2 separate regions of the Mus musculus genome follow, and region 1 is linked to region 2. Evidence: chromatin loops called from intact Hi-C (ENCODE). Cell type or tissue: gastrocnemius. All regions are shown on one strand.

Region 1 (4,000 bases), 310 kb before region 2:
TTTTAACCCGTGTTAGCATGATACACCTGCCTCTGGGACTTTACTTTTAAACTATATTTAACATTGACATAGGGCCAGATACACTGGTGCATGCCTTTAATCCTAACACTTAAGAGGCAGAGGCAGGCCTGTGAGTTTGAGGCTAGCCTGGTCTACAGAGGGAGTTCTAAGACAGTCAGAGCTACATAGTGAGATCCTGTATTGAAAATTTTTGACATAGGTCAGGTTTTTTTTAATTCATTTTTTTGTTGCTATTACAGATCACCCACATTTTCACATTTAAGATAACAGCTGTCATAGATGAATACATATCAACTATGTTCATGGTGTATGTTCATTGCATCCTATATATTTCTGTCATCTCTCTGAGTATATTACTATATAATATTTTCTTACATGTTACCTAGTTTTCCATAAAGTTCCATGTCAATGATGTCACAGTATAGAAGCAACAAACAAAATCCAAGTCTTATTATAGTATGAAGTTGTATTCTGGTTGTTTGCTTTGGCTGGTGATTTACAGACATTTGTATAGAAAAAAAGAGTTTGGCATAATACAGTCCCTTTATAAAGCTCTGACTCATTCTATAGATTTTGAAGATGTAAATCTTCAGTTTCATTCTTTGAGATAGTACAGTACATTTGTCAGTAATATCCATTTTGACAAATGTTACGTTTACATAACTCCACATGCTAATGGATTTGAAGAGGAAGAACCTACTACACATCTAAGTCTACTTTTGAGAGAAAAGATACGTAAGTGGCAGTGTGTTGTCGTGGGAGATGCTTGTGCATTTACATAATTGTAAGTATAATTACACTTAATTACAGACCTTTTGAGTATTTTCTCCATATATGATTTTTAAAAAAAAAATCCTTGTCAGAAAAAAATAATAACAGGAGTTGAACCAAGCATCGATCTGATGTCTCATGAATGTAATCCTAGAATTTGAGAGGTTGAGGCAGGAGGATTGAATGAGTTCAAGGACAGTCTACATGAAGGAGGAAAGGAGAAGGTCGCATGGATGCCTGGGGACCCAAGCCTGGTCCACAGTGTTTTCCGGGCTTCCTGTGAGCCTCTAAGTATCCTCTGAGAGGGCAGTTTGCAGGCTGTGGACCAGACGGCTTCATTCTCAGTTCTGTGGTCCACACGTTTCTCTTATAGGTTGAATTTCCAAATCTCCATTGGCAAACTAGGCTTACACGTCTTGTTTGCTTGCTTTTCCAGCCTCTAGGCCTAAAGTTCCCAATTAATAATTATTACTCCAGCTGTGGAAGTGGGTGTTTTGTTCCCTGCTTCTCCACAGCGACCACTGAGCTAAAGTTTTAGCATGCATCATTTACTTGAATACTTGTAGCACTCTAGAAACTTGAGGCTTATAAAGTTCATTGTCCCCAGGAGTAAAAACTCACTTTAAAAGGTTAAACTTAACAGCAAATTCACACATTTTCATAACATGGAAAAAACTGGATTTGAAAACTGGAGCTTAAGTCCATGCTACACAAGCCCTATGAAGTTTGGTATCGCGTCCTGATACATCAGAGGTCTTGTCTTCCCCCTTCCCCAGGGCTTTCCTCAGACAAACATTTCATGCTCCGTTTCTTCTCTCCCTGTTAAATCAGAACGTGCATGTCCCTAATATAACCCATTAAAATATACCTCAACGACGAATCTATTCTGTAGACCCATACAGCCCCAACTTTTAAAATGTTCTTTTCACATTCCCAAGAAAGCAAGTCATGTACTGTATGACAATTAGCCTTAGGCCTCTAACATTTTTCAAGAGCCTTGAAAAGTCTATGGGACCTATACCCAAGACTCTGTTAGCAAGTAGGAAGAATGATGGGTGTTGAATAAGTACCCACAATACCTGCCACACCCCTTTAGCCCATATAGATGCATACACGAATCCCCCACCACACCCAGACCAACCCTAAGCACATCCAAGTCACTCACCCTGAAGCTATTTCCTGAGCACCATAAGGTGGCAGCATTGCAGTGTCCATTGGGATTCTAGAATTATGTCACCAAGGGATTCTCCAGGGCTGTCCACAACCCTCCTACCATCATTCTCACCTCAACATTATATCTCTCTGATAAACTGCTAATTGTCTACTTCAGCTCAGCTCAAATGACATCATGACACCTCTTTTTTAGACTCTCTCTCTCTCTCTCTTCCCCCTCCCTCCTTCCCTTCCTCCCCACCCCCCCTCCACCCCCCACACTGGATTTGAAACACCCTCTCTCTGTTTTTTGAAACGAGGCCCTGGCTATCCTGGAACTCACTCTGTAGACCAGGCTGGCCTAGAACTCAGAAATCCACCTGCCTCTGCCTCCCAAGTGCTGGGATTAAAGGCATGAGCCACCACTGCCCAACTTGTTATAGCCTCTCTTAAGTGTCCTCTCCCCACAAGCTCTTGGTATTTCTTGGTCATTGTTCCCAAAGCTCTTAATCCATATCTCTCTTCAAACACTCATCAAACCCTGTTAGGGATGTTTAAATACATTTCTTCCAATAGAAAAGGCATCTCTGAGTGAGTGTATTTGCTTGTTTATATGACATTCCGTTTCTTAACACTTTATAATAACACCTAGAAACATAAGTTAGATGTTGAATAAGTAATGGGCTGGATGAACCTCACTGTATATAAAATTATATTCTAATTATGTAAAGTATATTGAAAACAGTAAGAACACATGAGAATTTTCCAAAGTACAATTCAGAGTACCCCTTGTGATTAGACTAGCTTTTTCAGTTAGACTGACGTATGGAACATATTTGATGGATGCCATCAAATGTCTTAGGTTACATGCAAAAAATGTTGAAGCTATAGCCCACCACAGAAGCTATAAAATCATGGAGTCCATAGAACACCAAGAATTATTTCTCCTAGTTTCAATGTCAGGTCTATTAACTGGCCTCTCCCCATCACACACTCTCTCGACTACTCTCCAAAGCCCCCGCTCAGTTTCTACAAGTAACATCAACTATTGTAGATTTAAAGAGATGACTTTGAATTCTCTCCCCATAGAGAAATGAAAAAGTCTGTGAAAGTTACAGAGTTGATCACTAGTCAATAAACAATATGCCAAGTCATTACCTTGTACCCCATTATATCTATAAAATTGTTTGTTGGTTAAAAAATAGAATAAAGTAATGATTTAGCCCTAAAAATATCAAAAGGTCAGAATCAAGAAGAAAATAGGCCTTTAAAACCTCAAGCCACAAACCTTACTTCAGCTCAACTCATTGCTATTATGTCACTGACAGTTTTCAAGAGCCTTAAAAAGTCTACACAGCCTATACCCAAGACTCTATTAGCAAGTCGGAAGAATGGTGGGTGTTGGATAAATACCCACAATACCTGCGCATGGGTCTGAATGCTGCCCTCTAGTAGTTGGGTTCCTCAGTTTCTGATACAAAGCCAACATTTTCAAAGAGACTGAAATATTGCCTTTGTGGAAAGCGTAATTGACATATTTTTTGTTCCCTGGTGCCTCCTTCGGGGATCTTGGCTTAGGGGGTGGGGGGGGGCGGGTGTTGTATCTCTCTCTCAGGCAGCCTCAGCTTGCCTGGGTGCTAACACAACTCCAAGGCCAGCCAAGACTCAGGCAGAAACAATCACATGGAAGTGCTGTGCCAACCAAAACATACTTCCCAGCATGCAAAGGTTGTTATCCTTATTAGTCAGTGCCCTGAGAAGTTGATCGTGTAGACCAAGGTTGACAAGATTTTTCTGTAAAAGGTCAGATACTAAATATTTTAGGCATTGCAAGCCATGTGGTATCTGTCATAGCTACTGAACTCTGCCATTGTACCATGAAAGCAGCCGTGAGCAATAAGAGAACAAATTAATGTGGCTGTGTTCCAGCTAGTTTCATTCACGGAAATAAAAATTTGAATTTCATAAAAACGTTCTTGTGTCGTGAAATACTATTCATCTCTTGATTTCTTTCAACCATCTAAAAATGTAAAATGACTCCCAGCTTGAAAGCTGT
Region 2 (4,000 bases):
ATCAGACATCCTAATGATGTGTGAGGAGACAGGGCCAATGTGACGGGTTCAAGCAGGCAAGCATAGCTGGGGTGGGGGTGGGGTGTTGTCCTCACTCCTTCCCCTCCACCCCCTGTCTCATTTCCTCCCCCTCCCCTCTCCTCTGTACTTCCAAATGCCAGATACACTCAAGGCAGGCAGTGCCACCAAATGTCCAGCCCCATTAACAAGTGTCACAACTGATGGAAGGAAATCATTACAAATGACTTCAGTCAGACCTGGTGGGGCAGGTCTGAAATCTTGGCTAAGGAAAGAGGATCAAAAGTTCTAAATAAATACCCCCTCTTGGGTTGTATTTTTTTTTAAAATATGTGGCTAGTTGGGCCAACAAGATGACCCAGGGGGTAAATGATTTTGTTGTCAAGCCTAAAGATCTGAGTTCAATCCCCAAAGCCTACGAGGTGGAAGGGGAAAAAAAATCACCTATAGATTGTCCTCTGATGTTCACATGTGAGCTGTGGTACACACACACATACACACACAAGCAAACACACGAGCACACATACATGTACACATATACACACATGCATGTGTGCACACACACACATACACACAGACAAATTATAAATAAATAATATAAAGCAATGTCCAATACTGGTCTGGGCAACTTAGTAAAGTGCTGCTGCTGAGGATGTTGCTAAGTAACAGAGCACATACCTAGATGTCTGAGGTCTTAGATTCAGTCACAGATACTGGGGGTGGGGTGGGGTGGGGTATGTAGCTTTAATTCTTGAGTTACAAAATAATAATCTATCTCCAGTTGCTGATGTGACCAAAACAAGTCATATGAAAAAATACTTACCAACTCGGTTCCTGTAGCCAAAAACTTAAGTAATTGCCTCTTTCTCTTTCCTCTTTAAAATTCAGAGTGGGGCTGGTGAGATGGCTCAGTGGGTAAGAGCACCCGACTGCTCTTCCGAAGGTCTGAAGTTCAAATCCCAGCAACCACATGGTGGCTCACAACCATCTGTAATGAGATCTGATGCCCTCTTCTGGTGCATCTGAAGACAGCTACAGTGTACTTACATATAATAAATAAATAAATAAATAAATAAATAAATAAATCTTAAAATTCAGAGTGAGGGCTGGAGAGATAACTCAGCAGTTAAGAGCACTGGCTGCTCTTTCAGAGGATCCAGGTTCAATTCCCAGCACCCACATGACAGCTCACAATAGTCTTTTGTTTAGCTCCACACGGTCTGACCCCATCTTCTGGCCTCCTTGGAGACTGCATGCACACGGTACACATACATACATGCAGTCGAAACACTCATACACACACACAAAAAAAAACCCAAATCTCTTTTAAGTTCCTATCAATGGCCCTCTTACAGTCTTTGTTTTGTTTTGTTTTGTTTTGTTTTGTTTTGTTTTGTTTTGTTTTGTTTTGTGTGTTTTCACTTCCCATCTACATGAAAAGTTTGTTTTGGTTTGCTGTTTTCCCAGCTTTCTGATATCCCGTGGCTCAGCTGGTTTTGCTCCCCTTGACGGCTTCTTTTCTTCTTTCAAACACTTGTCCGGTACACTCTTCTCACTGTCCTGTTGACATTTGAGAGAGTCTCTGGAGCAGAAGGTATTTCCACAGCTGAGCCTGGAGAGCCGCCCCTCAAGCTCCTGGTGTTTCCACCCCTCTGCATCTTCCCAGTTCCTTGACCAACCTTGTGGTTTGCACCAATCTTTGGGGTTTGTGGTGGTCGCTCACTTTCCTTTAGCTTCCCTGATTGTCAGTACGATTGCGCTCCTGCGTGCTTGGAAACCCTTTAGATCTGTGTTGTAACTGCCTGTAACCTCTGCCTAGTTTTGTTTGTACCTTTTTCCTTCTCAGTCTTTAGTTTCTCTTAATATGCTTCATTTTTTGGCACATTGACGGCTTTGTTTCCTTTTTGACTGTTAGCTATATGCCTTTTTTTTTTTTTTTTTGCATTCTAACTATGGCTGTTAAAAATGCAAATGACTTTTTTTGCATAATGATCTAATTGCCTCACCTACTGAGGTGCTCATTTCAACAACTCTAGAAATTTTTTATTCTCCTTTCCCCCACCCTCACCCACCCAAAAAAAAAAAAAAATTCGTCGTCAAAGGCTTACTCCTGGTTAAATTATATTATGGAAATTGCTAGGTCGTGCTTGTTTTGAAACCTCCGGCTCTCCTGTCCTCTGTCAGATAGGACAGCAACGCCCCCTTCTGGAGGCCTGCCAGCAGAACAGCACTGTCCTGGACATGTGATGGTTGTGTTTGCTTAGATCCAAGAGCCAGACTTCCCAGCCTAGCTCGAGGGTCACCTTCACTGCTACAAAATGCCCACGAAGAAGACTCGGCCACCTGCACTAGAACAAAGGACCCGATTCGAGGCTGACCTTTCTTCATTGGCCACATGGAGAAGAGAACCCCACACTGAGAAAGAGGGTTAAAGTGAAGCTGCTCCCTCGCCCACCTGCACCCCACACCCCTGCCCTGTGCTCAAGCTGAGCCCCAACTAGGTTTCTGTCTGAAGTGACCACCTGGACTGATGGCTTTAAAGACGTTGGGTGGCTTCAAAGCTCCATGAGAGCCTGCAAATATATATATATATATAGTATAAAATATATTTTATATGTATTATTTATATATGTGTGTGTATATGTATAATATATTATATATGTATATATACACATACACACATATATATTTTCTGTAAATTGTTGGATGTCAGGTCATCCTTAATGTTGCTGGAGGAGAGATGGAGAAGAGACAGAAGTGTAGGAAAGGAGCAGATACCCATGTATTGGGCACTGGCCACTCTTGGACCTTAAACAATAGCATCGCATGAAAACTGATGGTGCCCTGGGAGTCAGACAGATTCAAGTTCAAATGTCAAGCTGGATTCCAGCATGACATAGTCAACTCATCCAAGGTTAGCTGTCTTCCTCTGTCTAAAGAAGAACTTGCTTCTTTGTAAGACTTGAAATGATTGGGCTAAATTTAGATAAAGAGGGGCTGTGTTTAGGGTCCACCGAAGGATGTGCAGAGTCCTTGAACGGTCACACAAGGAAATCAATGAGTCACTTCTCTGGGTTAATGGGGTGTTGAACACTTGCCAATTGTGCTTTTTTCCCCCTCCTAGTGAACCAAGAAATGAGTTCCCCTGAAATGAGAGACAGCCTCTAAGCACTACAAGTGTTCAGATTGGAATTTATTTACAAATATTAATACACTTTATGATTAGGATAGCCCTGTGAGCTGGATAGAAGAGGCATAAACCAGGCAATGCCTCAGATAAAGAAACAGAAGTTCCAAGAAGCACCAAGACTTCCTAAAGACCAGCGTTGGATATAAGAGTGCTGACAGGAAACTGTGTGTGTCCTTTCCAGGATCCTGGCTGACTAGGGCCCTGGGTCATTATCTTTCTCCTGTCCCAACAACTAGACTCTGGCCTGGGGTTATAGCACAGCATTTAACCTGCTTCCTGGACAGGCCGAACCTCTTTTTATAGGATAAATTGATCATTCCATTCCCATCAGCAACAGTTGCCTGACCCATGTGACCCTCCCAGTCTCCAGGGCTTTCCTGCTAACAGTTGACCGGAGAGCTATTGTTTTTATTGTTCTGTGTTTTACGGGGACTGCGGTTCTGTGCGTTGGCCTGAACTGGAAAGTGCCATCAGATAATGGTGGAGAGGAACCAAAGGTTAATAGATAGAAGGGGGGGGAGGGGGCAAAAGAAGCATTTTAGAGGAGTCCGCAGATTGTTATTTACATGTAAAGTGCCTGCTCTTCTCTGCTGTGGTCATGAGAGTGACCTTGCCTTTGTACTGTTGGTCTTTGTGACCATGCCCATCTCTGTTTCATCCTCTAAACACCTGGCCTGGCGTCTGGCACACAAACCACTGACCCATCTTCTCAGAAATGCTTCCTCTTCTTGCTTTCAGTAAGGTCCAGCGTGTCCACCTCCACTCCTCAAAGCTGTCTCTTTCCATGAGGTC

Evidence for each region. A loop is a pair of places that touch in the nucleus more often than their neighbours do. Peaks named below come from ENCODE experiments on the same cell type or tissue, not always from the same donor. Only the 100,000 strongest peaks of a DNase experiment are listed, where the experiment ranks them.
Region 1: it touches region 2 in a loop (2.6-fold over the local background); 7 of 42 quality-filtered maps call a loop at or near these places.

The regions. Positions count from the first base shown.
Region 1 is chr17:79,697,403-79,701,402 of GRCm38, forward strand. No RefSeq gene overlaps it. Among named protein-coding and RNA genes, the nearest start is that of Cyp1b1, 16 kb to the right of the region's middle. In gastrocnemius, a CTCF peak has its summit at 1,983 (motif pointing right); a DNase peak (open chromatin) is centred at 1,976.
Region 2 is chr17:80,002,788-80,006,787 of GRCm38, forward strand. No RefSeq gene overlaps it. Among named protein-coding and RNA genes, the nearest start is that of Gm41625, 23 kb to the left of the region's middle. In gastrocnemius, a CTCF peak has its summit at 2,224 (motif pointing left); a DNase peak (open chromatin) is centred at 2,229; H3K27ac peaks cover 885 bases.